Regions from separate parts of the Homo sapiens genome. Here all the other regions are linked to region 1. A link is an interaction called in ENCODE POLR2A ChIA-PET data of the cell type or tissue named here. Cell type or tissue: MCF 10A. All regions are shown on one strand. Links, peaks and the distances in the headings refer to the core of each region. The heading gives the core; the rest is flanking DNA.

Region 1 (10,593 bases), core at 2,674-7,673:
TCAATTCAAATGCCACTCCTGTCACTTACAGGCTTTAAGGTGCTAGACAAAGCTTTTAGCCAGACCATGAGAGTGATCTGCCTGCAGCACCTGTCACCCTGTGGGTCCTCTGGGAGTATATGACTGATAGAGCTGACTAGGCAGGTTTCTACTTCTTTCCACATGCTACACAGGGATCTCACCAAAGCTGAGCCCTTGGTGGAAAAGTGAACACTTTGCAGGTAGAGGTGGTAAGAGTCCTTCTTGCTACAATCTTAAATCAAGTCATTTGAGTTCTCTAAGTTCAATTTTTTTTTTCTGACGAAGAATGGAATGCATAATAACAGTATCTCCCTAAGAGGACTATTTTGAGGATTAAATGAGGTAGTGTATGTGAAAACACTGTGTAAATAGACCTCTTCCTCTACAATAATAAGAATTGTTGTTTTTTAGTGTTACAGCTCTTTTAGAATTTGTCTAGCAGCTTTTCCAGGAAAACCCCTCACAAAAAAAAAAAAGAAATTGTTATTTTTATAATATTCTGCTTACGAACTGCTTTGTACCAAAGTTTTGTGTAAATTTGGTTTCCATTAATACTTGGAACACTTAATTTTTTTTAACTGGTTCTAGGACACAGATATTTTCTCTCTTTAACCATACCAGCAGTAGACTGAAAAAAATACACTGCTATACAATTCTTAGAGGATTTTATAACATTGAGAACACATTCCCTAAACTGTTGAAGTTACAATTACATTATCAAAGCTTAGAAAGTTAATACCAATTTACCATTTCTGATTCTTGTGAAAATGGGGATTCTACGTAGCAAAGAGAATTTTTTTTTTTTTGAGATAGGTTCTCACTCTATTGCCCAAGCTGGAGTGCAGTGGTGGGATCATAGCTCACTGTAGCCTCGAACTCCTGGAATCAAGCAATCTTTCTGCCTCAGCCTCCCAAGTAGCTGGGATTATAGGTGTGTGCCACCACTCCTGGCTATTTTTCTTTCACTGGTAGAGATGGGGTCTTGGTATGTTACCCAGGCTTGTCTTGAACTCCTGGCCTCCTGCCTTAGCCTCCCAAAGCACTGGGATTACAGCAGGAGCCACCTTGACCAGCCAAAGAAGAGAATATTTTTAATCTATTCAGTGGGTTCTGGGAAGATGACAGTGGCAGCAGTATATTTTAAAATCCAAATCTCAACATAAAAACAGAGTAACTACTTAACAAAATAAAAAACTCAGAGACAATATTTATAATGACTAGTTACCAGGCATCCACACTGATGAATGAAGACGAACCACCAAACAGCCACAAGACCTGAATTATATCAGCATCTGAGCAGGAGGAAGCAAGGGGGGAAGCAATGAAACTTGACAGACTTTGACAGACTTGAGAATGAGGGAAGCCCAAAACAGCAACAGCTATTTACTGGGAAACACGTGGGTAGGTCTTGCCCAACCCACAAGTTGTGAGTGCAAAAGGTCTGCTACAAAGACTGAGAGTGCTTAAGCAATCTAGATCTTACGATTTCTCTCTAGAAACATGACCTGCCCGGGCTCCCTTCCAGGATTCCCTTCCAGGACTGGGTCACACTAAAGAGAAATACCAAGTGGAATCAAAATGGAGCTGGACAGAGACATGGATAGCAGAACAACTGATAAAGGAGGCCCAGATAACGGGAGAGGAGGGAATAGAACCAGGAAATCTTATACGGCAAGCTGACTCTTTTTAATACATAAAAACAACAGAAGAGGGAGTTTGTGTGAAGTTAGAGAAGCTACCCAAAAATCACGAATCAGTCCTACTAACAGTTATGGAAAGACACTTTCATGTAAAAATTTAAAACAGAAAAGTATTGAGGCGAAATCTCTTGCACTTATTCCTAAGGGGAAAAAATGAGCAGAAAAATCCCTACACAAGAAAGACATGCTCACAGAACAAATCTAAACTATAACTTTCTATTTCAAAAGAAGCTAAAATACATTAAGAAAATGATACAAGAAATGAAATGCAAACATTAATCCAAATTTTAAAAACTCAGAATTGAGGTGGCAGAACTCAGGGGACAATTAGAAATAAAATAAAAATTATTTCAGAAATGAAACTATACTAGGAGAAACAGAAGAGCAAAGAAAACAAAACAAACTTTGCCCTAGGAGAAATAGAAAATTGAAAAAAGAAGAAAAAAAAATTAAATGAAAAAGAAATAAAGAAAAAGATTAAAACCATTAGAGAGAAATTGACAAATATTGAAGATGGATGAGAAGATTCAACCACAAATAACCAGAATCTATGAAGAAGAAAAGTAAAACAAGGGGACAAAACAAATATTTAAAACTATAGTTGGAGAAAATTTTCCCTAAACAATAATATGAAACTATATGTTGAAAAAGCACACTATGTAGCTGAGAATATTGACCTACAACAAATAACACCAAGATGTATTTCTAGTAAGATGGATGAACTTAAAAAAAAAAAAAAAAAGTCCATTGGCTATGAAGTCAAAACCAGCAAGTGATTTGTAAGGGTAAGAAGATTAGATTACCATCATATTTTTTACAACAATACTTTATGCCAAAAGAAAACAGAATAACATACTAAAGAGACTCAAGGAATACAATATGAACCAACATTAAAATGCTCAACTATAAAAGCCACTGAACAATATTTACAATGACTAGGTTACCAGGCATCCACACAAACGAGTGAAGACAAAAACTTTGAGAATACTGTTTTTTAGCCCTTCCTAAAGATTCTAGTGAATGAGTTTCAGATCATTAAAAGATATATCAACATGAGGACTGATGGTATACATTAAAGACAGTTACCTGAAACTAATAATAAGTGTGAGTTAAGAGAGAGCATAACATGTAAAGGCTACATTTGTACAAAATGCAGATATAGCACTGCTATTAAAAAATAGAGAAGGGAGATGATATGAAAAAAGTACTTTAAGCTGTATTTTGTTCTTATGCTATTGGTAGTAGTATGTGTATTATTATTCTGATCCTGTTGTGTGTGTAACGTGGAATAAAGTTAATGAGTAATTATGAGATATTCTAATTTCATCGCTATGGTTTGAATGTTTGTGTCCCCCCAAAATTTATATGTTGAAATCTTAACCCCCAAGGTGATAGTATTAGGAGGTAGGGCCTTGTCGGGGGATTAGGTTGTGAGAGCAGAGCCCTCATGAATGGAATTAGTGCCCTTATAAAAGATGCACCAGGTAGCTTGTTCACCCATTCCACCAGGTGGGGACATAGTAAGAAGGAGCCACCTATAAACTGGGAAACAGGCCCTCACCAGACATGGAATCTACCGGTATCTTGATCCTGGACTTCCCAACCTTCAGATTTGTCAAAAATAAATATCTGTTCTTTGTAAGCTATCCAGTTTATAGTATTTTGTTATAGCACCCCAAACAGATTAAGACACTGTCATCTACTGTATACCTGGGAACTAGGAATCTTGATATGGGGAAAAGAGATGCAATGTAGTATAAATAAAGCTATGTAAAAAACCCCATAGTCCTGAACTTTCATTAGAAATATCAGTGTGATCATTAGATATTTTATTTGTAGAGTTATATCAATATGTATACTTATCAGTAGACAGGCTTTCTAGTTCTGCTACTGAAAAGTTGCAGAAACAATAACCAACCAGGTAGAACCAAGCATTAATGCCTGGACTGTAGTCTTGAAATTTTATTTCCCAAACGTTTTGCTTTGAAATCTAATTTCAAATATATCAGGACTTTTTGGAGACATGACGGATTCCATGTCTAGGGAAGGAACCATACAAATGATCCTGGAATATCTGATATCAGATATCAAAGAAACTGGCAAAAATTTACTAGGATATGTCAAAAGGGCTCAGGAGCCAACTTGAAGAGAATCCTATTGGTCGAAGATAGGACAATTTGAGCTTCAGGAAAAAAAAAGTAATAATTGCTATTCATCGAAATCTTATTAAATATATAGAAATCCATGAGTTCATGATAATATTATTCAAAAAAACAAAGAATTGTTCAGCTTCAGAGGATGAAAAGGAACCAATTAATTATCTTGAAAACTGGTAAATTAGGGGAAAAGAACCAATCACTTATCCTGCCTTTTCTACATGAACTGCACCATTGGGTAGCCAAATAGTAGATGAGGAGATCCATTTCCTTATAAAAGTATTCCAACTAATATATGAAAAAGAAATCACGGAATTTGAGTGTCAACATTTTGCAACCTCCAATGAATTAGTGGATCTAGATATCAATAGTTCCTAATGTCACAAAAAGAGAGTCAGTCAGACATTTTATGAAAGAACACACACAAAACCTATAGCCTCACTGAAAGGGATAAAACCCAAGTCTGCGGAAGCCTTTGAATCCAGTTGCCAGTTTTCAGGAACAGAGAACAGAGGCACATGCCAAACTGCACTGTAAGTATGAAAACAGTGATACTCAGCTGTGGGAAACTACATATCAAACAGCTCTAGTTTTTCAATAGATATATCATAAGGAAAAGAGAAAGTGGAGGGGTGAACAGGTGGATATGAGAGACTTAAGGGACAACCAAAACAATTATTAATGGGCAAAAATATAGTGTCTATGGATGTACACTTGGTTCATACAACTATAAACAAACACATGAAAGTGATTATTATAAAAATCAGGATGGTGGATATTTTTGGAGTAGGAAGAGGTTTGAAATTGGGACAAGGCACATGGAGAGCTGGAGTAGCTGGAAAATTCTACTTCTTGATTTGGGTGATGGCTACCAGCATGTCTGCTGTATAATAACCCACTAAGCACACATTTATTTTTGTATAGCTTTCTAAATCTGTTTTACTTCATGATAGATATAAAGATTAAGAGTAACAAAAATCTGTTTAACATAAAAGATCGCTATCACAACAAAGAATTTTAACAAGATTCTCTCATTGGTATTACTCAAGATTGAAAAATAATGAAAAGTACCTATAATATTTCAGTACTTACTATATACAGCAAAAAGTAGAAAGAGGGAAAACTAGGAAAAGGCAAGAATCAGGTGAAACAGTGAAATGGAGGGGAAGGAGTAACCTCTAAATCTTAAAACAAATCCAAGAAAATTAGTATGTTTAGATGAGCTGTTTGCCCTAAAGTGGGCTTAGATTTTACATAGAGGAATACATATTTATGAAGCCCTCATTACTTAGGTCTGGCCCTTTGAAACTCAGGGTATAAAATTTTCCTTGGCCTATTCTAACCTTGCTTTAATTATTGCTGAAATAAGTTAAGAGGCTTAAATTTTAAATGGATTGTTTTAAACATTAGTGTTAGGCAAATTATCTTTAAGTGAAAAGAAAAAAAAAAGGAGTGCCATCAGAATCCTAATGCCAAGATATATGAACATGTAGTTCCAGGGACACAACCACAATGTGGTTAGGAGAGACAAATTCTAACCTGCAGAATGCATGCCTGAAAAAGGAGTCTACATCCTCCCTCTTTCCTTCTATTTGCTCCACTGTCTTAATGGCTTATCCTGCCTGTCATTCCAAGTGGCAAGTGACCTAGTTAACCCAGCTTTCTCACACTGGACCATCTGGATTAGTCACTGCTCTTTCCACCCCACCTCTCCTTTTTTATCTCCTCTTTCTTTTTCTGCCATTCCTATTATCTTTTCCTTACTTTCCTCATGATAACCCATCCTCCTTTATCGAATTTTTCTTATTTTATTATAAGAATAAGAAGTATTTGTGGATGGGCACGGTGGCTCACACCTGTAATCCCAGCACTTTGGGAGGCCAAGGTGGGCGGATCACCTGAGGTCAGGAGTTTGAGACTAGCCTGGCCAACATGATGAAACCCCATCACTACTAAAAAATACAAAAAGAAAAAAAATTAGCTGGGTGTGGTGCAGTGCACCTGTAGTCCCAGCTACTCAGGAGGTTGAAGCACGAGAATCGCTTGAACCCAGGAGGTGGAGGTTGCAGTGAGCCAAGATGGCACCACTGCACTCCAGCCTGGGTGACAGAGCAAAACTCCATCTCAAAAACAAAAGAATAAAAAGTATTTGCAATTTTGCTATTTAGGAAATTGAATGATTTAAAATAAAGATGTTATCTCAATCTACTCAACAGGATTAATAGGGGAAAAATACATAATTGGTGCAGAAGCAACTCCCATTTTGAGTCAGTGTGTATATTTCAAAATAGAAAATACATTTGTCAAAGTTTAGAATAATGAATAAAACTCATTTATTAAGTCACCATAAAGTTTCAGATTACCATTTTCACACATTTATGAAGGCTCTGGGGAGCTGTCAAAAATATCACCATAGTGATTTTCTCCACTGCCTATTACTATTCCAGTTTTTGTCTTCTATGAAACCACTTCCCACTATAAAGTTTAAAAATACCAGACACTCGCTCCACCGCTTTTAGCAAGGGTATAGGCTACCAAAATACATGGGACCAGAAAGTCTGAGGAGTCTGACGAGAAGGTGAAGATGAGAGCTTTCAAGAAAGTCTTTTCTTCCCCATTCAAGAGATGAAAAGGGAGATAGTCCTCCCTATATTTGGTTGTGATTGTGTGAGAACCCAGTGTCAGCAGCAAGGACGGCCTTTTTCAATTATGAAGGCAAAAGCTTAAGGACAAAGTCCAACAAGTGGAGAGTGGTGGAAAGAAGCTGAAAACAGCCTGGGTCCTTGGGAGCATGCTTAAGCTACTGAATCAACTGGCTTTGAGACTTCCGTGCACACAACATAATAAATGTTTTGTTTAAGACACTTTTAGTTATACATTTTGTTACTTGTAGTTGGAAATATCCTAGCTAATATATACCTCAACAATACAGGTAGATTTCTTGACTCTATTGCTAAGGACAGGACCTATAAATCACAGTAAACAGATGTAATAAAATGGGGGTGGGGGTAGGGGAAGTAACTGAAATGTACCAAATAATAATAATTATTCATTTTCATCTAACGTTAGAGACTTTGCATAGTGTAAGCAAAAATATATCTAATTTCAGGTAGATGGACTTTATTGGCAAAATATGATTAACGACATTAGCAAAACTTAGAAGTATAGTCGTCCCTCAGTATCTGTGGGAGACTTATTCCAGGACCTCCCATGATACAAAAATCCAGAGACAGTCAAATCTCTGATATAAAATGTTGCAGTAAGTACTTGTATATAGCCTACATTCATCTTCCCATACACTTTAGATTAGCTCTAGTTTACTTATAATACCTAATACAATGTAAATCCCAAGCAAATTGTTGTTATACTGTATTGTTTAGGGACTAACAAGGGAAAACAGTCTGTATGTGTTCAGTATAGATGCAGCCATCTTTTCTTTTTTAAAAAAAAAAATTTTCTGTCTGTGGTTGAGTAAGGCCATGGATGCGGAACACACAGATATGGAGGGGCTGACTGTGTATTTGTTGAATTATTTATACATTCCACTTTCCACGGTTTCTTTTGAAACATGACTAATCTAGAAATTGTGATTTTGTTATAGAAACAGTGTAGAACAAATAGATTCTATTATGTCAATTTTCTTTGTAAAATAAAATACTAGGAGTATCTAGATTATAAATTTCTTTCCCACACTGGGTTGCGTTTTCTTTGACATTCCACTCCTATGACCAGCAATAATGTGCTAGAAAAATAGGGAGTGAAAGATCTGTATAAAAACTCTGTAACATACTTGAATGTAGCCAGATACGGAGTACAAAGAGACAGCAATAATGAAAACAGAGGCTCTGGAGAACTGACTTTAAAAAAGAAAAAGAAAGAGAGGGAGAGGGAAAGAGAGAGAGAGAACATAGAAGCAGAACAAAATCTGAGACACTGTTATATCTCTGTTCCCCAACCTCCACCCACCCCTTTTTAAAAATATTTGAGTTCTTTCCAAAAACACATGAAAGAAAATAGATTGAAGAATTTTCTGCATAGATTGTGATTGCTGGGGATATTCTGAAGTGCATGATCAAGAACTGAAAGCTAGAAGAGACAATCCCGATGTCTTAACTGAATTGAAAGGTTCCTGAATCATACATAAATCTCTTTCATTATCAAAAAACGACTAAGAAAGGCAGTTAAGTAACTTAAACTAAACGGATATCTGCTGTTTGTAGGTTTCCTTGAAAGAAAATAAACTTTGAAATATAACTCATCTTCTCTCACTGTAAATCATCTTAAAAGAAATTACCCCAGTGGGGGGAAAAAAGAGAACGCTAGATAGTAGAGAATGGCTGATTGAAAAAAATGTTTCCTAATGGTGTGTTAGTTGCAAAGAAAACTTTGGCAGAGGCTCCTTAGGAATCAAGTGAAGTGGAGTTGGTGAGATCGGATGGTGTCAAAGCAAGAGACAAACTAGAGTCCCAATGCTGGGAAATTTTATTTATAGTGTAATCCTAAACCTACTAACTGAAAAATAAATCTTTTTTTTTCTTACTTTTTTGTTTTATTTATTTACTTACTTTTGAGACAGGGTCTTGATTTGTTGCCCAGATTGGAATGCAGTGGCGTAATCATAGCTCACTGTGGCTTGAACTCCTGGCTCAAGTGATCCTCCTACATCAGCCTCCTGAGTAGCTGGGACTACAGGTGTGTGCCACTACACCCAGCTAATTTTTTTTTTTTTTTTTTTTTTTGCGGGGGTAGAGACAGTGTCTCACTATGGTGACTAGGCTAGTCTAGAATTCCTGAGCTCAAGTGATCCTCCTGCCATGGCCTCCCAAAGTGCTGGTATTACAGGCATGAACCACCACACCTGGCTACTTTTTAAAAAAATAATAAATAACTGGTGACCAGTTTCCTGTATCTTAGTTACCTTAAATGTACTCTTAGATGCACTGTATTTGTTCAACTTTGCTTTTTTCAGATTAACTGATTATACTATTTTTCCCATTAATACTATTTTCCAGCCATGATTCAGTAATCACCAATCACTTTTGAGTATTTTTTCTCACCACTAATACAGTATAGTCAAAAGAATATTTGCTTCAGAATCATAAATGTAAATCCCCAAGCTATATATCAGACCTACTGAATAAGAATCTTTAGAGATGGGACTCTCATTCACACCAAAATTTGAGAATCACAACTTAAAAAAATTCCACATCTCTCAACTTACAGGAATTTAACCAATTTTTTTTTACCAAGAGCTTTAGCAATTTATTATAGAGGACATATTACCTTTTTCTTAATAAATTATATTTATTCTAATCCTATACAATATCATTTATTTTTATTGAAATAACCTATTTATTAGTTTTGACATGACTTATTAAAATTACTGAACTAGTATATGGCAAGTCAATTTCAAAATATTTTCTAAATGAAATATGCTAAGAAAAACGTGATACAACAAATCAACTTCTATTTTTATTCTTTTATGGAGAAGTCTCAGATACTCTGTCTTTTAATGAGTAAAATTCTAAAACTGGGGATTTTTGAAAGAAAGAAATGATGACACATAGCCTCTGTAATCTTTATGGCATTGGCTGGTATTATTGCAGTAACAGACTAAATTTTTCTTTATCAAAGAACCTAAAGTAGTAGAACTTTGCCATTTTCTTTTAACTTAATTAAATGTTCTACCTAAAAGCTAAGTGAAAGCTCCTAAATAATTTCTCACATGAGCTGAATTTTACTTCTGATTCATAGTGACTGATTATAGCCCATGACAGTTACTGAAAATTAATTAGTTATAAAGAGCAAGAACCATAGAAATAAAAAAGCAGAGGCTGAAAATTGAATTGTCATCTTTTTCACATCACATGGAAATAGTCTAATGGAATTAAAGAATTTATGAGACTTCTGGTTCCAAAATGGTGGGTTATAAGCAAGCTGGCTTCACTTTTTTTCTACAGAAACCCAAAAACAAATATACAGCCCCTAACATTATCACCAGCAAAATTCCTGAACTCCAATAGGAGGATGAGACAGTTCCTGAAGCCACAGAGAAGTGAAAAAATTACAAGCAGGTGGTAAGAGAATTGAACTTACATATTTACAATGCACCTCTCCTCAATCTGCCTGTCACCAAGTGTGTGGTATTTCAGGCACTGCTGATGCTTCCCAAGGGTTGAGGCAGGAACAGGACTCCTGCCAGGGAACCCAAGATGGTGAGAAAGCTGATTGTCCACCTCAATCTCACTTTTCCAGTGTAAAAACTGTGAGCCAGGGAGAAATATCCTTGAGAACAGCCAGAGACAGGGGCAAAAAGAGAGGACAACCATCCCACCTAAAAACTCTGCTCAGTGACTTGGCCAAAAGAGATATCAAATGAGAGTGACTGTTCATCAGCACTGTGCTGTCGGAGGTTTGTTCCACAGGTACCCTGGGCACAAACTCCTAGCCAGCCTTTTCACAGTAGCAGGCTACCCACTTTGGGACCTCCCTCATTTGGGACAGGTGGCACTCTGGTTATTTATTAGTGCCAGGCAAACTGGGCTTAAGGCACCATCCAGGGCTGAAAAGAAGATAGCAGCCTAGTCACGGGTGGAGGGAAGACTATCAATAAATAAATTACAAAGAATCTGAGCAAACATGTACAGTAAAAACCCAAACAAGCCAGATAGAGAAGACTGGAATAAGTAACTAATTCTTCATTACAAAGACATAGA
Region 2 (10,593 bases), core at 3,702-8,701, 75 kb before region 1:
ATTTTTGACATCTATGCATAGTTTTTTCATAATACGTATTTCAATGAACTTTTTAAAGACCGCTTGTGTAATGTGTTTTACTTGTCTAAGTTCCCTACTAAATTGAAAGCTCATGGGAATCGGGCTGTGTCATGATGGCTTCCAAAACTTCAGCATTTGACCTGGTGCAGAGCATATAGCAGCTGCAAGATAAATCTGATGAATTGTTTTTTGAGGAGGAGTTAGTGAGCAGGGCCAGGCGCAGCTAGGACTGACGCTCTGCACAATTCTGGACCAAAAACATAGCTTTCACTATTTGGATATGTCATCTGTCTAATTCTGGGTTCTTAATTGAGTTTGAGATTCTTGAGATTTTGGATAGTTAAACTCAATGAAAGAATTATGATTGTGCTTTGTGGTCAGAAGCCTTATGGAGTCAACATCTGAGGAGAGGATTTTTGTTGCATGGAAGAGAAACTAACTTCAGGCCAGGCGAGGAAGTAGCACAATCTCCTGGGGGACTAGAACCAAGAGCCAGGAAGCTTCTGGGAAGCCGGGAAGCTGGCTTTTTCTCATGTCTATTTTTCTCACTGTAGATTTATTTTTCTTTCTCTCTCTCTTTCACTGCCTGCAGGATCAGCAGATCTGTTTTCACTACCTCAAGGTACACAGCCCCAAACACTGCCCATCCCCAGCTCCCCATGCACATCTTTCCTGTTGGAGAAACCAGGAGAGAGATGAGCATTTCTGTTCCAGTTCCGAACTCCCCAGAGAGATTCTGATGGGCCCAGCTTAGGTCAGGGGATAGTCTTCACTCAAGAGTTCCTGAGATAACAGAGACTGGAGTAGCAGGCATTGCAGAACTGATTTTATAAAGGAAGAACGTGTACCATAAATATTGCTAGTTAAGAGCATGTATACTGTTGAGTTCTACCTCCTCAGAAGTCTAAAAGGTTTCCTTCCTTTGAGGGTGAAGAAGCAGTAACAGGCGTCCTCCATCAGACCCCTCTCTGTGGGCACCTAGAACACTTCCCATTGACGTCTGCTTCAAGGGGAGGTCACTAAAAGTGCCCCACATGATGCAGCAGACATTTCGCTGGTCCCAGTGCCCTCCCCAAGACCTTCCAGATGGTGAAGTGTTAAGAGTCTAAAATGGAGTAAATGATCTGCAGAAATTCAGTGGTGTCAGAGGAGCCAGTCCAAAGTCACTCGGCTCTAAACGCTGCGATTCTATTATTTTAATGATGCCCAGGAACACAAAGAGGCACGACAGACCCAGAGGCAAGTGTGCAGCTGCCAGGGGAGCAGCTGGAGGGACTGCGGGGGGCTGCTGGCCGGCCAGTTCCCAGTGGGAGGAGGGACGCGGTAGGCGCGGGAGGAGGAAGAGCGCAGTGCGAGGGCGGAGCCGCGGTGGCCTGCGCGATGCAGTCTGTTGCGCTCAGCTTATTAGCTTGGCACACGGATAGAAAAATGTACGTTTGAATCTATTTCTGGCTTTCAAATGTGTGAAGAAAACACATAACTTTATTATTTTATTTTTGTAAAGTTAGAGACAGATGCCCCTAAAGCATATGCATTCTATAAGAAATTCCTATTCTTTGGTGGCACATCTTTGGAAGCAAAAATCAAGGACAAATAGGTCATCTCTAAGTTTTCTGCAGGAATATTGGCAATAAAAAGAATAGAGTCAACACTGGTAACTAATGGAGATGAGGGAAATACAATCTGGGAAGATGTTAAGGTTTTTTTTTTTTTTCCCTAAGAACTTTTAAAGGAAAAACAATGAAGTAAGTGTTGATGTAATATGAATATGTTATTACTTGTTAAGTGCCAAAAATACTGCAGATATAAATAACCTTTTAAAATGTAGTCAAGAAACATTTGAACACTTATAGAAATTCCCTCACCAGAGGTGTTTGGAAATCTTCAAATCTTAATATCCTTTTGTGAATGGTCAGAGTAAATCAGAAATGAAAGAAATCTGGAAAAATAAAAACACATTATCTGTGCAACAAAAGCATTCCTAGAAGGGGTTGTTATGATAAATAGAACTCCAACTGGAGTGCCATATAGTCAAAGAAAAGTCTTATAAAGCAAAATACTGCAAGATTTATTTATTCAAAAACTGTTGTTGAGCACATTCTATGTGCCAGGCACAGTGCTAAGCTTGGGACAACACGGGAAAATAAAATGGACGTTGTCCCTGCATGCATGTCCCTCCCCAGGCTTTTGGTGTGTAGAGAAAGTACCATAACTGCCAAATAAGTAAATAGTTGAATGGGGCCTTAGAGATCAGTGTGACAAAAAACAAGTGTAGATGTTAATCCATTTCAAAATACTCTTCACAGACTTTCAGTATTCCTATGATTTTCTGGAAATGAGACAGGAAATCAAATAATATTTTTTTGAAGAGCTGAGGTCCAATTTTCAATATGTAATCCAGTTCTTTTCAGGAAGTGTTAATCATGTGATTCCTATTACCATTAAAAACCGTCATCATCCTGTAATACTGACCATCTGTTTCAGATATGGCACGCACACTTGGGAAACCCAGAATAATGGGAACTCAAAACTGTTATTCATTCGAGAGCTCATCAGTCCAAGAAGATGCCACCTTGGTCAGATGTGGATGAGGCATGACTGGACCGACCCTGTGGGCTCGGCACCCACCTGTGCTATAAACTGTTCATGTGAAAACTGTGTGCCCCTGGGTTGTCTGACCTGCAGCTGTACCGCACTTTTAGTACAATGCCTGCCACCCACAGGAGTGTTGTCACAATTGAAGTGAATGCTATAAAGCATTGTGAGCAACTCAAAAGAAGGGTGCTGCTTAACTACCCAAAATTACTATACACCCACAGGTAAAGCTCTCTCTCTCTCTTTCTCTCTCTCTCTCGACACTCTTAATATGGTAATATAAAAGGGCATTCCTCAGGGTACATTTAAATGTCTGTGTGTGTTTCATTCCATTTGTTATTCATTTTAACTTTTAAATTAATTATTATTTTCAGGATGTTATCCTTGCACTAAAGGAAACCTATTAATTTAATGCTTCTATGTCACTACTATGGACTGAATATTTGTGTCCCCCCAAAATTCATATGTTGAAATCCTAACCCTCAATGTGCTGCATTGGGAGGTGTGGCTTTGGGGAGGTGATTATGTCATGACGACAGAGTCCTCATGAATAAGATTAGTGCCCTTATAAAAGAGACCCAGAGAGCTCTTTCACCCCTTTCTGCAATGTAAGGACATAGTCAGAAGACCACAGTCTATAAACTGGTAAGCTGGTCCCTACCAGACACTGAATCTGCATCTTAATCTTGGACTTCCCAGCCTCCAGAACTGTGAGAAGTAAGTGTAGTTTAAGCCACCCAGTCTATAGTATTTTTGTTACAGCTGCCTGAATGGAGTAAGACAGTCACCATGTTTGAAAAAGAGACATATTTGGGTCTCTAGAAGCTGCCTGTCTGTTAATTTATGACTAAAATTAATTTGGTCATGATTTCCTCTCTAAATCTAGATTATTTGGCCATGTGTCAGAAACACATGTTTGGGAATTTATTTGGCTAGATGGCTTGGATTGAAGCCTCAAATTTTAAAAAGAAAGAAAAAAAGCACAACTAAACAGAAGCTAATCAATGTAAATACCTGACAGCATTGAAGCAGCCAGGGACGATGGTGGCCTAAAGCATCATAGATAGCTGTTTAGCTATCTTTTTCTGTATAGCTTGCTTTTACTTTTCCTTTCTTTCTTTTATAAAATAACAGCTTTATTGAGATGTAATTCACATATCAAAAATGCATCCTTTCAACGTGTGCAATTCAGTGTTCTTAGTACATTCACAAAGTTGTGCAACCATTGACACTAGTTCCAGAATATTTTCATTACCCGAAAAAGAAGCCCTATGCTTATTTGCAATTACCCCATTCCCCCTTTCTGAGGCCCCTGGAAACCATTAATCTACTTTCTGTCTCTACAGACTTGCCTCTTCTGGACAGTTTATATAAATGGAATCATACATTATGTGGATTCTTTCATTCAGTATAATACTTTCAAGGTTCATCTATCTTTTTTCCTTTTTATGGCCAAATAATATTCCATCGTATGGCTATAACACACTCTGTTCATCAGCTGATGGACATTTGGGTTGTTTCCACATTTTAGCTACTATTAATCATGTTCTGTGAACATGAGTGTACAAGTTTTTGTGTAGACATGTTTTCAGTGCTCTTGGGTGTATACCTAGCACTGGCATTGCTGGGCCATATGGCAACTCCATGGTTAACTTTTTGAGGAACTGCCAAGCTGTTTTCCAAAGTGACTGCATCATTTGCATTCTCACCAACGATAAATGAGGATTCAGATTTCCCCACATCCTTGTCAACACTTTTTATTGTCTATCTTTTTGATGATAGATGATTTAATGGATGTGAAGTGGTTTCTTGTGGTTTTGGTTTGCATTACCCTAATAACTAATATGGTTGAGAATCTTTTCATGTGATTACTAACCAACCTTTCTTTGTCTCTCCTTCACCCCTACTATTCCCAGCCTCTGGTAACCATGAATCCACTCTCTACCTCCATGAGATCCACATTTAGCTCCCACATATGAATGACAGCATGTGGTATTTGTCTTTCTGTGCTCAGCTTATTTCACTCAACATAATGACCTCCAGATCCATCCAAGTTGCTGTAAATGAAAGCATTGTATTTTTTATGGCTGAATAATATTCCACCGTGTATATGTACCACATTTTCTTTATCCATTTATCCATTGATGGACACATAGGTTGATTCTATATCTTGGCTATTGTGAATAGAGTAATAAATATGAAAATGTGGATACGTCTTCCATATACTGATTTTCTTTCTTTTGGATAAAATGGATTAAAGACTTAAGTCTTTAGCAGTAGGATTGCTAGATTATATGGCAGCTCTATTTATAATTTTTTTGAGGAACTTCTATACTGTTTTATAGTGACTATACTAACATTCCTATCAACAATGTATGGGTATTCCCCTTTCTCCACATCCTCACCACCATCTGTTGTTTTTGTCTTTTTGATAAAAGCCATTTTAATTAGGGTGAGATGATATCTCATTGTGGTTTTGCTTTGCATTTCCCTGATGATTACTGATGTTGACCATTTTTTTAATACCTGTTGGCCATTTGTATGTCTTCTTTTGAGAAATATCTATTTGGGTCTTTTGCCCCCCAACTCCTTTTTGGAGATAGGGTCTCACTATGTTGCTCAGGCTTGTCTCCAACTCCCTGGCTCAAGCAATCTTCCTGCTTCAGCCTCCTAAGTAGCTGGGATTACAGATGAGTGCCATGTGCCTGGCTCTGCCCATTCTTTAATCAGATTGTTTTTTGCTATAGAGTTGAATCTTTCTATATTCTGCTTATTAATTCCTTGTGAGATGGATAGTTTGCAAATATTTTCTCCCGTTCTGTAGGTTGTATCTTCACTTTGCTGATTGTTTCCTTTGCTCTGCAGAGGTTTTGTGTTTTTTTAAAACTTGATATAACCCCATTTGTCTATTTTTGTTTTGGCTGCCTGTGCTTTTGAGGTCTTTTCCAAAAAATCTTTGCCTAGACCAGTGTCCCGAAGCATTTCCCCCAATGTTTTCTTCTAGTTGTTTCATAGTTTTAGGTCTTAGATTTGTCTTTAATCTACTTTGATTTAATTTTTGATATGATGAGATATAGAGGTTAGCTTCATTCTTCTGCATCTGGTTATTCAGTTTTCCCACCACCATTTATTGAAGAGGCCATCTTGTCTCTGATATATGTTCTTGGCACCTATGTTGAAAATGGGTTAGCTGTAAATGCATGGATTTATTTCTGAGTCTCTACTCTGTGCCATTGGTCAGTGTGTCTGTTTTTATGCCAGTAGCCTTTCTATTGGCTACTATAGCTTTGTAGTGTATTTCAAAGTCAGGTAGTGTGATGCCTCCAGCTTTGTTCTTTTTGCTCAGGAATGGTTTGGCTATTTGGGGTCTTGAGTGGTCCCATTAGAATTTTAGGGTTTTTTTTTCTATTTCTGTGATGAATGTCATTGGTATTTTGATAGAGATTGTATTGAATCTGCAGATTGCTTTGGGCGGTATGGTCATTTTAATGATATTAATTCTTCCAATCCATGAGCATGGAACATTTTTCCCTTGTTTTGTCCTCTTCAATTTTTTCATAAGTACTTTATAATTTTCATTGCATAAATCTTTCACTTCTTTGGTTAAATTTATTCATAGGTATTTTGTATAGTAAATAGGATTGCTTTCTTGATTTATTTTTTAGACTGTTCACTGTTGGCATATATAAATGCTACTGGTTTTTGTATGTTGATTTTATATCCTGAAACTTTATTGAATTGGTTTGTCTGTTCTAGTTTTTTGGTGGAATCTTTAGATTTTTCTAAATCTAATATATTGTTTGCAAACATTATAATTTGACATCTTTATTTTTAATTTGGATATTCTTTATTTTTTTTCTAGCTTAATTGCTCTGCTTAGGACTTCCAGTATTATGTTGAATAAAATTCTTTGGCCATTTAAATTGTTTTTTAATTTTTGATCTTATTTTGACTTTTAAGAATTCTTTATATATTCTGATACAAATTCCTTATTAGATAAGGGTCCGTGGTGTGTCTTTCCCTTTATTGAAGCACAAAAGTTTTTTATGGTGATGATGTCCGATTTTTGTTGTCGTGCTTTGGTGTCATATCTAAGAAACCACTGCCCAATCCCAAGTCACAAAGGTTTACTCTAATGTTTTCTTCCAAGAGTTTTATAATTTTTACCCTTACATTTAGGCCTTTGATTTATTTTGAGCTAATTATTCTATAAGATGAAAGGTCAGAATCCAACTTCTTTCTTTTGCATGCAAATATCTAGATGTCTTAGCCTTTAATTTTTTTTTTTTTTAAGAGACTGCACTCTAGCCTTGGTTTTTGTCTGTCACCCAGGCTGGAGTGCTGTGGCATGACTATAGCTCACTGCAACCTCGGCCTCCTGGGCTCAGGAGATCCTCCCACCTCAGCCTCCTGAGTAGCTGAGACTATAAGCTCACACCACCACACCCAGTTAATTTTTTAAATTTTTATTTTCTTGGAGACAGGATCTTGCTATGTTGCCCAGCTGGTCTTGAATTCCTGGCTTCAAGTGATCCCCCAACATCAGCCTTCTGAGTAGCTGAGATTACAGGTATGGGCCACCACACCCAGCTTCTCAGCACTTTATTTATTTATTTTTGAGACAGAGTCTCACTCCCCAGGCTGGAGTGCAGTGGCATGCTCACTACAACATCCACCTCCCAGGCTCAAGTGATTCTCCTGCCTCAGCCTCCCAAGTAACTGGGACTACAGGTGAATGCCACCCTGCCCAGCTAATTTTTATTTTTAGTAGAGACGGGGTTTCACCATGTTGGCCAGGGTGGTCTTGAACCCCTGACCTCGGGTGAGTCACCAGCCTCAGCCTCCCAAAGTGCTGGGATTACAGGCATGAGCCACCATGCCCAGCCCTCAGAAGTATTTATTAAAAAGAATAGTCTTTCTCCTTGAATTGTCTTGACAGGTTCCCTTGTAGAAAATTAATTGACCATCATGTGAAGGTTTCTTTCCAGACTCTCAATTCTATTCCATTGATATTTATGTCTATACTTATGCCACTACTGCACTGTCTTGATTATTGTAGCTTTGTAGTAAATTTTGAAATAGGGACATATGAGCCAATTACTGCAAAAAAAAAAACCCAAAGACAGATGGAATTTTTTATATGTATTGCATTGAATATATAGGTCAATTTGGGGAGTACTATAATCTTAACAATATTAAGTCTTCCAACCCATGAACATAGGATGTCTTCCATTTACAGTCATGTGCCACTATAATGGCATTTTGGTCAATGACAGACCACATATATAATGGTGATCCCATAAGATTATAATACCATATTTTTACTCTACCTTTTCTATGTTTTAATATGTTGAGACGCACAAATGTTTACCATTATGCTATGGTTGCCTACAGTATTCAATGCAGTAACATGCTGTACAAGTTTGTAGCCTAGGAGCAATAGGCTATGCCATATATCTGCAGAGTGTATAGTAGGCTATATACAATCTAGGTTTGTATAAGTACACTCTGTGATGTTCGCATGACAACAAAATCACCTACATCTAACAACACATTTCTCAGAATATAATCCCATCATTAAACAACTTATGACTATATGTAGATCTTCTTTAATTTCTTTCAATGGTATTTTGTATTTGTTGGTGTAGATCTTTTAGATCTTTTACTCATTTTGTTAAATTTATTATTTTATCCTTTTTAGTGCTACTATGAATGAATTTTTGAAATTTCATTTTCATATTGTTCATTGCTAGCATATAGAAGTATATTGATACTTGCATTTTGATCTTGTATCTTGCAACCTTTCTGAATTTAATACTTCCAATAGTTTTTTAATAGATTCCTTAGGATTTTCTGTATACAATATTATGCCATCTGTAAATAAAGATGGTTTCATTTTTTACTCTCCAATATGGATGCTTTTTATTTCTTTTTCTTGTCTAATTGCCTTGTCTAGAGCTTCTTGTACAGTGTTGAATAAAAGTAACAAGAGTGGGCCTTCTTGTCTTTTTCTGGACAAGGAAAATCATCTAGTCTTTCACTATTGTGTATGATGCTAGTTGTGAGGTTTCTGTAGATGACCTTAATCAGTTCATTAAATTCCCTTCTATAACTCTCTTTAAATGCCATTCATGGTCAGGGCTGAATTGTTAAAACAAATGAGATCTGAAAGTTCATTTGGGATTTTATGTCCTTTTCATTATTTGTAATAAGGTATGGAAACAATGCCCACTAGAGACGGATTCTCTGTTTTTTTGTTTGTTTTGTTTTGTTTTGTTTTTGTTTTTTGCTTTTCCTGGAAAAGGCTGGATGTTGCAGAAGAAACTTTTCTCTCTCTTTTCCTTTCCCCTGAGCATTCTTCCATATCTCCCACCACATGAGAGCAAACAACTGATTGGGGTAGGTAAATATAATAGCTTATTTCCATTCTATCCTTATGCTTGTAGTATGCAATATGTTTGTGCATGAATTTTGATAGTGCATATGCCATGCCTGTTATATAAAATAGACAGCAGGAAGTCAGTAAAGGTGTCAACTCTAGAAAACTGTCTCGACAAACTTCTAAGAAGAGAAGACATTATCACATCCAACTGAGAGCTTAGTTCCCCAGGGAAAATTAAGCAAATTAGGACATGGTCTGCATCCTGGAAAAGAATTGCTGATTTGATGACAATGATGATACAGCATCGATTTACAGAATAAGAACCACCAGGTGCTAAGTGGTACCTTTAAGAAGCTGAGACCCAAGAGCCAATGCAGGGCTGGCCACCGAGGTAAAAACAGTCTGAGCCAAGGAAAACACAGTATGGCAGGATTCATTGAATGGCTTTGGAGACCATTCTCCAACTTTCTGTTACTTCATAGCTTGCCATTTTTCTCAGTGGCCTATATTCATCTCCCACTCTCAACTTTTGGCACTTTGCCTTTAGTACTATATAATGTCTAGGGGCCAATAAGTTCTGCCCCTGGCTGCCCCATGAGCCTGTCCCTTAGATAGCAGAATGAAAAATCATGTATCCTGATTTTTGGAACTGACCATGCACATACCCCAGGTTTGACTCTGCTCAGCTTTGCATTATTTGTATATAACAATCACAACTGGAAGAGCAAAGCATAACATTTAAAAAAAATCTTTTAACTTCATCTCATGATTTCAGAGCCAAGTAACAAATGGGTTGCTATGAGTCTTTTTTTTTTAATTTTTTTATTTTTTGAGACAGGGTCTTACTCTGTCACCCAGGCTGGGGCACACTGATGCAATCATAACCCACTGCAACCTCAAACTCCTGGACTCAAGGGATGCTCCCACCTCAGCCTCCCAGGTAGCTGGGACTATAGGCTCACACCACCACATCTGGCTAATTTTTTTTTTTTTTTGTGGAGACAGGTGTCTCCATATGTTGCCCAGGCTGGTCTCCAGTGATCCTTCTGCCTCAGCCCCCAAGCAGCTGGGACTACAGGCATGCACCACCACGCCCAGCTAATTGTTTATTTTTAGTAGACACGAAATCTCACTATGTTGTCCAGGCTGGTCTCAAATTCCTGGGCTCAAGCAATCCTTCCACCTTGGCCTCCCGAGTACTGGGATTATAGGTGTGAGCCACCACATCTGTCCTACTATGAGTCTTAATAGCAAGTCCAATTCTGCTGTATGAGTTGAGAAGTAGCTTTGCTCTCTCTGATAGAAGAGAGATTATTCTCTGCTTATTTCCATTTCACCAACTTCAGCATTTTGGGCAAGAATTACAAGTTTAAAAAAACAATTTTAAAAGAGCAAATAATCTTCTTTCATTTCAGATGACACAATAATGCAATCACAGAGTACGTAAAAAGTTAGGCCGGGTGCTGTGGCTCATGCCTGTAATCCCAGCACTGGGAGGCCAAGGCAGGGAGATCGCTTGAGTCCAGGAGTTCAAGATCAGCATGGGCAACATAGTGAGATCTTGTGCCTATTAAAAATCAAAAACTACTTGGGCT
Region 3 (10,593 bases), core at 2,946-7,945, 81 kb after region 1:
TGAATATTGGCCCCCACTCTCTTCTGGCTTGTAGAGTTTCTGCCCAGAGATCACCTGTTAATCTGATGGGCTTCCCTTTGTGGGTAACCCGACCTTTCTCTCTGGCTGCCCTTAACATTTTTTCCTTCATTTCAACTTTGGTGAATCTGACAATTATGTGTCTTGGAGTTGCTCTTCTCGAGGAGTATCTTTGTGGCTTCTCTATATTTCCTGAATTTGAATGTTGGCCTGCCTTGCTAGATTGGGGAAGTTCTCCTGGATAATATCCTGCAGAGTGTTTTCCAACTTGGTTCCATTCTCCCTGTCACTTTCAGGTACACCAATCAGATGTAGATTTGGTCTTTTCACATACTCCCATATTTCTTGGAGGCTTTGTTCGTTTCTTTTTATTCTTTTTTCTCTAAACTTCTTTTCTCACTTCATTTCATTCATTTGATCTTCCATCACTGATACCCTTTCTTCCAGATGATCAAATCAGCTACTAAGGCTTGTGCATTTGTCACCTATTTCTCGTGCCGTGGTTTTCAGCTCCATCAGGTCCTTTAAGGACTTCTCTGCATTGGTTATTGTAGTTAGCCATTCATCTAATCTTTTTTCAAGGTTTTTAACTTCTTTGCCATGGGTTTGAACTTCTTCCTTTAGCTCGGAGTAGTTTGATCGTCTGAAGCCTTCTCTCAACTCATCAAAGTCATTCTCTGTCCAGCTTTGTTCCATTGCTAGTGAGGAGCTGCGTTTCTTTGGAGGAGGAGAGGTGCTCTGATTTTTAGAATTTTCAGTTTTTCTGCTCTGTTTTTTCCCCATCTTTGTGGTTTTAACTACCTTTGGTCTTTGATGATGGTGACGTACAGATGGGGTTTTGGTGTGGATATCCTTTCTGTTTGTTAGTTTTCCTTCTAACAGTCAGGAGCCTCAGCTGCAGGTCTGTTGGAGTTTGCTGGAGGTCCACTCCAGACCCTGTTTGCCTGGGTATCAGCAGTGAAAGCTGCAGAACAGCGGATATTGGTGAACAGCAAATATTGCTGCCTGATCGTTCCTCTGGAAGTTTTGTCTCAGAGGGGTACCCGGCCGTATGAGTTATCAGTCTGCCCCTACTGGGGGGTGCCTCCCAGTTAGGCTACTTGCGGGTCAGGGACCCACTTGAGGAGGCAGTCTGTCTGTTCTCAGATCTCAAGCTGCGTCCTGGGAGAACTACTGTCTTCAAAGCTGTCAGACAGGGACATTTAAGTCTGCAGAGGTTTCTGCTGCCTTTTGTTTGGCTATGCTCTGCCCCCAGAGGTGGAGTTTACTGAGGCAGGCAGGCCTCCTTGAGCTGTGGTGGGCTCCACCCAGTTCAAGCTTCCCAGCCGCTGCTTTGTTTACCTACTCAAGCCTCAGCAATGGCGGGTGCCCCTCCCCCAGCCTCACTGCCGCCTTGCAGTTTGATCTCAGACTGCTGTGCTAGCAATGAGGGAGGCTCCGTGGGCGTAGGACCCTCCAAGCCAGGTGCGGGATATAATCTCCTAGTGTGCCGTTTGCTAAGACTGTTGGAAAAGCACAGTATTAGGGTGGGAGTGACCCAATTTTCCAGGTGCCATCTCTCACCCCTTTCCTCGGCTAGGAAAGGGAATTCCCTGACCCCTTGTGCTTCCTGGGTGAGGTGATGCCTCGCCCTGCTTCAGCTCACGCTCACCGCGCTGCACCCACTATCCTGCACCCACTGCCTGACAATCCCCAGTGAGATGAACCCGGTACCTCAGTTGGAAATGCAGAAATCAGTAGTCTTCTGTGTCACTTACGCTGAGACCTGTAGACTGGAGCTGTTCCTATTCGGCCATCTTGGCTCCACCCTCCTGTTATTCTTAAATGACACAAAACTGAGATGTGTGCCTCCCCTCAAGACCCTTCCAGAGTTCTAATTATTAGAAACAATAATTTCTTATTATTAAAGACCAAGTTTCCATTTTCTATATATTTGTAAACAGAATCTCCTTTTACTAGCTACACCATTGCATCAAATCTGAGAAAAGCATCTTAAAGTATATATATATATACTTGAATTTTATAATTATAATGTGAATATAAATTATATCTCCTTTCAATTAGGATAAGTTCTTTTTTCATTGCTATGATGAATTTGATGAATGAGCTGGCATTTTGTACATTCTGTTTAGATGTATAATTATGAATCTTTCATTTTAAAAGACTGAAATTCTCAATCTTTCATCATGACAATTAATCACATTGATTACACCGCATTTGTCTCCTTAGGGTAAGGGAAAATGATAATGGCAATCTATAAAGCTAATGAAATCGTATATAATCAAATCACAGACTGTTTAGTGCAATTAATGATTTAGTAGCCTGGACCGTCACTCAACTCCAGCGATCTTGTCCTGAACCTTTATTTTAATCATGATGCCAATCAGGACTTTTCAGGATGTGGTCAGTACTATATGAGCTAACATGGCAATGAGCTTTGAATAGTAATCCATTTTTTCAGCACTCTTCAGCTACATGACAAGAGCCTTCTAGAAACTTTTTCAGTTGTGTCTTGATGGGAGACAGTACACTGAAGCAAAGAGAACTCAGGGCAGGACATTTGAGCAGAGATTTTTTAAAGTTCATGGAAAAACAACGGTGTGGCTATAAAACTTTAGTTATAAGTCACCAGATGTGATAAAAATAACTGAAGAGATAAAATAATTATGACAACAATCTTTTTTTCAGTAACTATAGTTAACCTACAAAACTAAAAACACCAAAAACTTTAAAAGATAAATATTTTTATATCTTAAAACCACCCTTGGATGTCCATGTCTAATAGTTGTGCACAGGAGTTTATTCTAGAGTTCCTCTTCCTTTGTTTAATCACAAGGGTGTGGATCAAGTCCAGCTTTGTTTGGCTCAACACAAAGCAGCACTCAGGTAACCAAGGAACCATCCCTCCTGATGTCATCTCTTCCTTAACAACCACTTCAAAATCACATGAAACAGTAGGCCTGCCCTTCCTTTATAGAATCAGATGCTGAAGGCCACTGGGCTTTTAGCCACAGCTCAGGGAAGGCAGAGAAATAATTTCAATCCCAGCTGTTAACTTACCTTGAAGAACTTCCATGGGGAGAACAGTCCAGGCATTCTCCAGGTAGGAAATATAAATATAGCGAGCCGTATTGCAGGCCAGGCCAATGTACAGAACCCTAAAAAAAAATAAAAAATAAAAATAAAATAAAAAAAAGCAAAGGAAAATAAACTGAGTCCCTAATATACAATCTAATATGTGTACAAAACATGCAAATATTACCTACCTTTTCCTTCCCCAAACCACCCATCATCCAGCAGACTCCAAACTCAGGAGTGGGAAAACTGAAGGACAATTACATTTAAGCATGAATTTAGGAATAAGAAGATGGCTTCTAACATATCTGCCCTCAGCCTTTTCAAAATGCTTGTTAATATAAAAGTGAACATCACCCTTCCTGAAACTTAATTTGTAGCAGAGATGATGCTTTTTTAAGATAGTCTGGGCGCACTGCCATCAGTAATGACATTACTGGCTTCCTTCCAGGTGGCTGTAGGAGAACTATGCCTGGGATTGTAACCACTTCACTACAATGGGGGAAGGAAGGATAAAAATGAGAATATGTAAACACGAATGTGGCCTTGCTCATAATACCCAAGATACCAAGCAGTTTCACAAGGAGACTCTGAAGGTCATTGAAAACTATCATTCACTAACTACTATAAACTATTTGGAAATCAAATAGTTTCTCCTATCAGTTCAATGGATACATGTTCATCTTTTAAAAAATTCATGGTATCATATGTTTACAAAACTAATAAATATACACCAACCTCTTGCATTCTCTCACCCCCACCATTACCGCTGCCAAAAGTATAAGTAGAAAGAAAATAAGCAAAGGCCTGAAGTGGTGCACCCAAGCATAAGGTTTCAGTCTCTCGTTCTGAACTGGATGGGCTGGTTTGGAAGCAAAGAGTGGCTACTTCTCTGCACAAAATACACCCTAATGGTAGGGATTTATCTTTCTCCCTTGTTTTCTATTTTCTGTTAATTTTCCTAACCTTAATGCTCTGTTTTCTGAATCCAATTTGATGAAAAGTAAAAGGTAAAAGAAATAAACCAACACGATAATCAGTGGTATTTTCCTAATCTTGCTTTTTATGTTAAAATCATTCCTGACTGAGTGTATTGACTCATGCCTGTAATCTGAGCACCCTGGGAGGCTGAGGCAGGAGGATCACTTGCGCCCAAGAGTTCAAGACCAGCCTGGGCAACATAGTGAGAACCTGTCTCTACCAAAAAAAAAAAAAAAAAAATTAGCCAGGCTTGGTGGCACACACCTATAGTCCCAGCTACTTGGGAGGCTGAGGTAGGAGGACTGCTTGAGCCTGGGAGGTCTAGGCTGCCCTGAGCCATAATCCCACCACTGCACTCCAGCCTGGCAAACAGAGCAAGACCCTGTCTCAAAAAAAAAAAAAAAAATTCATTCCTATAAACACTGTTCCCTTTTTCCCAACACTGAATCAACAAAGGGAAATGCTCTCAGACACCCAGCTATCACTAATCTCACATATGGAAAAGAAAGATGAAGAAAAGACAAAAAAGAAAAAGTTGAAGGGTGTGGATGAAATAGGCAACAGATATTAGAGGGATTTAGCAGATTCTCAGTGAAGTATTACAAAAAGTCTGGGTCATCTTGTTCTATGGACATTATGTTCTTTGTACTTGTGTGTTTGGAGGAGAAAAGTACGTTTCAATCTGCCTTAATGAAACTTTTATTGAACAAACTTGCTACAGATTCATCAGTTTCCCTCTGCTAGGGAAAAAAAAAGCCACAGGAAATTAAAATGCAAAATATACTACATGAACACACAAGTTAAACAAACCTGTGCCTCCTTTTACAAATTCTAAGCCAGCCCTGTGGGTGGCCTCTCTTTACCCTAACTCAGGGGTCAGCAAACACTTTTCTATAAAGGACCACACATTAAACAGTTTAGGCTTCACGAGCTACATGGTCTCTGTTGCAGCTCCTCAGCTCTGCTGCTGTAGCATGAAAGCAGCCACAGGCAATATGTAAATGAATGAGCATGGCCATGTTCCAACAAGAGCTGAATTATGAACACTGAAATGCAAACTTCATAAAATAATTTTCATGTGTCACAAAATCTTATTCTTCTTGTGTTTTTTTTCAACCATTTAAACATGTAGAAACTATTATTCTTAGTTCACGGGCCATATAAAAACAGGCAGCAGGCCAGATTTGGTCAGTGAGCCACAGCTTGCCACTGACCTGGCCTCGCTCCTTAATTCTTTTTCTTTTTTTGAGACAGAGTCTCGCTCTGTTGCCGAGGCTAGAGAGCAGTGGCACGATCTCGGCTCACTGAAACCTCCGCCTCCCAGGTTCAAGCAATTCTCCCGCCTCAGCCTCCTGACTAGCTGGGATTACAGGAATGTGCCACCATGCCTGGCTAATTTTTGTATTTTTAGTAGAGACGAGGTTTTGCCATGTTGGCCAGGCTGGTCTCAAACTCCTGACCTCAGGTAGTCCGCCCACCTCGGCCTCCCAAAATGCTGGAATTACAGGCATGAGCCAGCTCCTTAATTCTTAACCTTGGCTGGACATCAGATTTACCATGGTAACTGTTTACAACTACAGATGCCGAGGCCCACACCTATCTCAATAAAGATCTCTATGGTTGAAACCCAGGCATTTTGAAAGTTCCCCAGGTTGTTCTCTTACTGAGCCAGGGTGGAGAACCAGTGGTCTAACTCATTCCAAGCTGTCCCCAGTAATACTGTAATATAATCCCATCATAAAACAATGTTGGTAATCCACTTTCCTAGTGTTCACAAATTGTCTATCCTGAAGCTGTCTTTTGAGCCCACCTCTGAATCAGGGTTGCCATGACAACTGTAATTCAATCCAGGCCATAGTCCAAAACTCCTGGCTTAAAATAACCCAGTGTCAATTGATCCAGTTTAGGAGGTAGATTGTGCTTTGCCTTCAAACCTCTTCCCAGATGGAATTCAGTCACTGGAGTGACCGGTTCACAACTTCTGGGACCCTTAGGTCTCAGATTGCCATCAACAAGCTGAGTGGCTATGAATTTGATATAGCCTTCCCTTCTTTCCCACATTTCTACTTTCACAATTGATAGTCCTTTAGGAGCAAACAGGTACCCTAAAAAAGAAAACACAAAATAAGAAGTATCCAGGTCAAGGTTATTTCATCTCTCTGAGCCTCAGTTTCCTCATATATCAAGTGGGGATAAAAACATGTATTCTGTAGGTTTGTTGTGAAAATGACGACACAATGACTTGCCCAAAATAAGCACTCAATAAATGATTCATCATCATCATCATCATCTTAAGGAAAAGTATCCAAGTAAATACTCTTTGGTTTCTGACAAAACTTTTATCCCAGAATTCCAAAAGACAAGAGCATTCGCATTCCTTCCTCACCAACCATTTTGAGGAAGCCAGTGGCTTCAAGAAATCAGCAAGGGTAAAATTGTGAGCAGAAAGAAAGACAGCATTTGGATCTATGAAAAGGCAAAGAAGTACACGTATATTTACTGAATAGTCACTGAAAAGTACTTCAGTATCAGAATAGGATATTTAAACTGCCATAGTATGCACTGTTATGACTGAACCATGTGTTCCCCCAGTTCATGTGCTGAAGTCTTAAGTTCTGACCCCCAGTACCTCAAAATGTGATTGTATTTGGAAATATAGCCTTAGAAGAGGTAATTAGGTAAAATGATGTCATATGGATAGGTCCTAATCCAATATAACTGGTGTTTTTCCAAGAGATTAGGACACAAGCAGGCACAAGGGAAGAAATAAAAACTCTGGAAGAAAACCTAAGCCAAAGAGAGAGGCCCTTGGAAGTAACCAACCCTACGGACAATTGATCTCGGACTTTTTGCCTCCAGAACTGTGAAGAAATAAACTTCCGAGTTTTTTTGTTTGTTTTTTGCAATGGCATGATCTTGGTTTGCTGTAACCACCGCCTCCCGGATTCAAGCGATTCTTCTGCCTCAGCCTCCCAAGTAGCTGAGATTACAGGTGCATGCTACCAGGCCCGGCTAATTTTTGTATTTTTAGTAGAGATGGGGTTTCACTATGTTGGCCAGGCTGGTCTTGAACTCCAAACCTAAAGTGATCCACCTGCCTCGGCCTCCCAAAGTGCTGGGATTATAGGCGTGAGCCACCACGCCCGGCCATAAACTTCTGTTTTTTAAGCCACCCAGACCGTGGTACTTTGTGGTAACCCAAGCAAATGAACACATTCACTCTAATACAGTTAGGGATTTGCTAATATAAAGGAATTTAAAGCATATTTTACTGGATCATTTTCTAGACAATCAAATTCTTTTTTATGCTGAATATGAGCATATGTTCAGGGTCCTAGAATTTTTTTACATAAGATTATACATAAGATTACTGATGTATAATCAGTAATCTTATGGGCACTGATGTCTGGAAATACAAGACACTGAAAAAAAAAGTCTCTCCACGAGATATAGATACCTACTGAACACCTATAATGATAAAACTCAAAAACAGCATGACTGTCCTATTTCAGAACAGGAAGTCAGTAGTAATAAAAATAGACAAGAAACAAAGGCAATTTTAGAACAGGTGGTTGGTAAACTGAAGTTATCTATAAAGAGGAACACAATTGATAAGAAGCAAATGATGCAGCAGAAAACACTACCCTGTGGAAAACCCAAATCACCTGCCACTCGTTTTTTATCCTGTATTTGAGCAAACTACAAGAGTAGGAGAAAAAAATTGTTACAGATTCTAATTTCTTATATAAGCACAATTCACAGTATTAGCAGTTTAAGCTGATTTGTGGTTATCTTATAATAAAACTGGTATTTTTTTCAAGAGTGTTCAAGATATAGATACAATGAATTATGAGTCATTCTGTAATTCCTAACAGTGTAGTTAGTTGTGAGACCCTACTTTTCTAAATTTAACCAACTATAATATGGCTAAATCCACCCTCCCCCACCCCCACCAAAAGCCACTAAAAACCACAGTGAACATAAATTTTGCTCAATAAACATTTATTAAGATGCCACTATCTACCATATACTGTGAGGGGAGTAAAAATGAAGAGGAAATCTACTTGGTCTTCAAGGGACTTACAGCCTAGTTGGGAAGACAAACACATAAACAAATAAGTTAAATATAATATACTAAGAGATATCCAAAGAGTGCAATGGGACCACACAGGAGAGACCCTTAGCCAACCCTGGGGGTTGAGGCCACCTGAGTTAGAAGTGGTTGGCCAAAGAGGGCAGAAAGAGCATCACAGGCAGAGGAAACAAAGCGAACAAGGGTTCACCATAGAATCTCAAGCATCTGTGGCCAGACAGGGTGACTGAAAGACACAAGAAGGATTACAGTCTAAGGATTTTTGAAGAAAGAAGTGAACTTTTCCAGTCCAGATACAGTCTGGATATTATTCCAGAAACAACACAGGGTGTGAGCAGCAAAGAAAGACCTAAGTGGAGTTATTCTACAATGCCCAGATCTGAGACGCAAAAGAGCAGCACCACCAGAGAACCCCTATTCACCTAATGACTGATGGCAACAAGCATTTTGCAAAGCCCCTGGCAGAGAAACAAAACTTCCCAAAATAATTATAATAATACACTGGATACAAATGAAAGACCCCAGATGAAGATTGTTTTTTATCACTTGGAAGTTCAGTATTTGCCGTTAGACTGACACTTGTCTACAGTTTGTGTTGCAAGCCCTCACGCAAAGATGCACGCACACCAATGCATACAAGGTTGCTCGAGGCCAGGGTGGGAGATGAAGACAGACCAGCAACAAACCAAGATTCAAAAAGCAATGTTTCAGACAGGTCACAGACCACTTGGGCAATTTCCTCAGCTATACCTGGCTGGAGTTTTTACTAGATTTCCTAATGAAAAGAGCTGGTTGTTGACACCAGATCCCTGGAGCACAGTCTACAGTCTGCCTCATATATAAACTGGATTACGTTTTCTGTATGGTAGACAGTATATGGTGCGCCCTTAGATTGGGCTCCATCATTCTCAGCTTTTTATTTTTATTTTATTTATTTATTTATTTTTGAGACAGGGTCTTGCTCTGTTACCCAGGCTGGAGTGCAGTAGCGTCATCACAGCTCAATGCAGCCTTGACCACCAGAGCCCAGGTGATCCTCCCACCTCAGCCCCCCAAGTAGCTGGGACTACAGGTGTGCACCATCACGCCAAGCTAACTTTTGATTTTTAGTAGACACAAAGTCTCACTATGTTGCCCAGGCTGGTCATGAACTCCTGGGCTCAAGCAATCCTCCTATCTCAGCCTCCCAAAGTTGCTGGGATTATAGGCATGAGCCATCCACCTGGCCCCAGATTATCCTTTTATGGTCTATATAAACTTGTCCCTAAAAAAAATTTTTTTTTCAGAATTGTTATAGATGTCTTCCTAGAGTAGGCAGAGTGGCAGACATCAGCTGCTGATTAGAGTGGAGACTCCTGTGCTCAGCACAAGCACTTGATGTGCCCTCCTCCCCAGGAATGAAGCTTATTTCTACATAATCACTGATTCACACTATTGACCTGAATAAGATGATGTTCTCTATTGTCAGTTTAAGAGAGTAAGAAAATATATATCCAAACTCTTTAGAAAATAACTAAAATATAAAGGATAGGCCTTGAAAGAATTAAATCTTAGTCTAGAAAATTTGTTTTCTCATAACTGTCCCCCTCCTCCCAGCTATCTTCCATGATATGCTACTGTGGATATCTTGCCAGGATTTCTGTGTCCCTCACTAGCAGAATAGGGTTTTGCTGTAACTGTCTGGAATCTCTTGTCTTCTCTCCCCTTTTTTTGTCCTCTCCATGGCATCTCCTGCATCCTGTGTCCCACTCCAGGACTGGCTGGTTTGAAAGAACCACAGCTGGCATTCCTTGGGATTCCCATCCCAAGAAGGTGGCCTGAGTTACATCATGGTACCCTCCTCTAGTGCTAGAATGGTGGTAAGAGTGGCCAGAGAGGAGAGGAGACAAGGCCACAGAATCAGTGACCTGAGCAACAGGCAGGAGCTGCTACAGCTCATGTTCAGACCAAGTGCTTATCTAGAAGTAGCAGGGCTGACAGTATCTCTCTCCCTTTTTCCAAGATATGACTTGGGGCACTGGTACCTCTGATTTTGAGAGTCCCACTGTTGAAAGGAATCATCCCTTCCAAGAAGCCTCCCAAGATGTCTCCAGGTATAATTAGTCCTCCTGTCCCCCGCTGTTCCTCTGCTACACTCTTTGTTTCCATTAGAGGACTCATCACAGTCTGTTGCACACTGAAGACTGAGACCCTGGGAGACAACGGCCATGTCTTCTTCCTCTTTGTACTCAAAAAGAGCCTGCCTTGCTCAGGCACTCCATGAATCCATAACATCATTTAATATAATCTTATGTAAACTGATAAAATATGAGGGCAAAAGGAAGCATTACTCTCATGAAAACAGTATTTCTCAACAAGCTACTGTCATTTTGGATGGTGCAATTCTTTATTGTGTGGGATCCACCATTCACTGTGGGATGTTTAAA

Evidence for each region. Peaks named below come from ENCODE experiments on the same cell type or tissue, not always from the same donor. Only the 100,000 strongest peaks of a DNase experiment are listed, where the experiment ranks them.
Region 2: POLR2A ChIA-PET joins it to region 1 with 6 read pairs; 5 of 35 experiments call an interaction of 5 or more read pairs at or near these places.
Region 3: POLR2A ChIA-PET joins it to region 1 with 6 read pairs; 8 of 35 experiments call an interaction of 5 or more read pairs at or near these places.

The regions. Positions count from the first base shown.
Region 1 is chr2:190,542,954-190,553,546 of GRCh38, reverse strand. The region is part of intron 1 of NEMP2-DT (NEMP2 divergent transcript); the gene reads right to left. It also overlaps a transcript of NEMP2 not described here, the pseudogene LOC124906136 and the pseudogene RN7SKP179. Among named protein-coding and RNA genes, the nearest start is that of NEMP2-DT, 13 kb to the right of the region's middle. In MCF 10A, for the core only: no CTCF peak of the experiment used is centred there; a DNase peak (open chromatin) is centred at 5,436.
Region 2 is chr2:190,618,736-190,629,328 of GRCh38, reverse strand. The region is part of intron 4 of NEMP2-DT (NEMP2 divergent transcript); the gene reads right to left. It also overlaps a transcript of NEMP2 not described here. Among named protein-coding and RNA genes, the nearest start is that of NAB1, 25 kb to the left of the region's middle. In MCF 10A, for the core only: no CTCF peak of the experiment used is centred there; no DNase peak of the experiment used is centred there.
Region 3 is chr2:190,462,341-190,472,933 of GRCh38, reverse strand. MFSD6 (major facilitator superfamily domain containing 6) reads right to left here. Exons shown (of 8, transcript NM_017694.4): 4 at 3,079-3,176. It also overlaps a transcript of NEMP2 not described here. Among named protein-coding and RNA genes, the nearest start is that of MFSD6, 59 kb to the right of the region's middle. In MCF 10A, for the core only: no CTCF peak of the experiment used is centred there; a DNase peak (open chromatin) is centred at 3,543.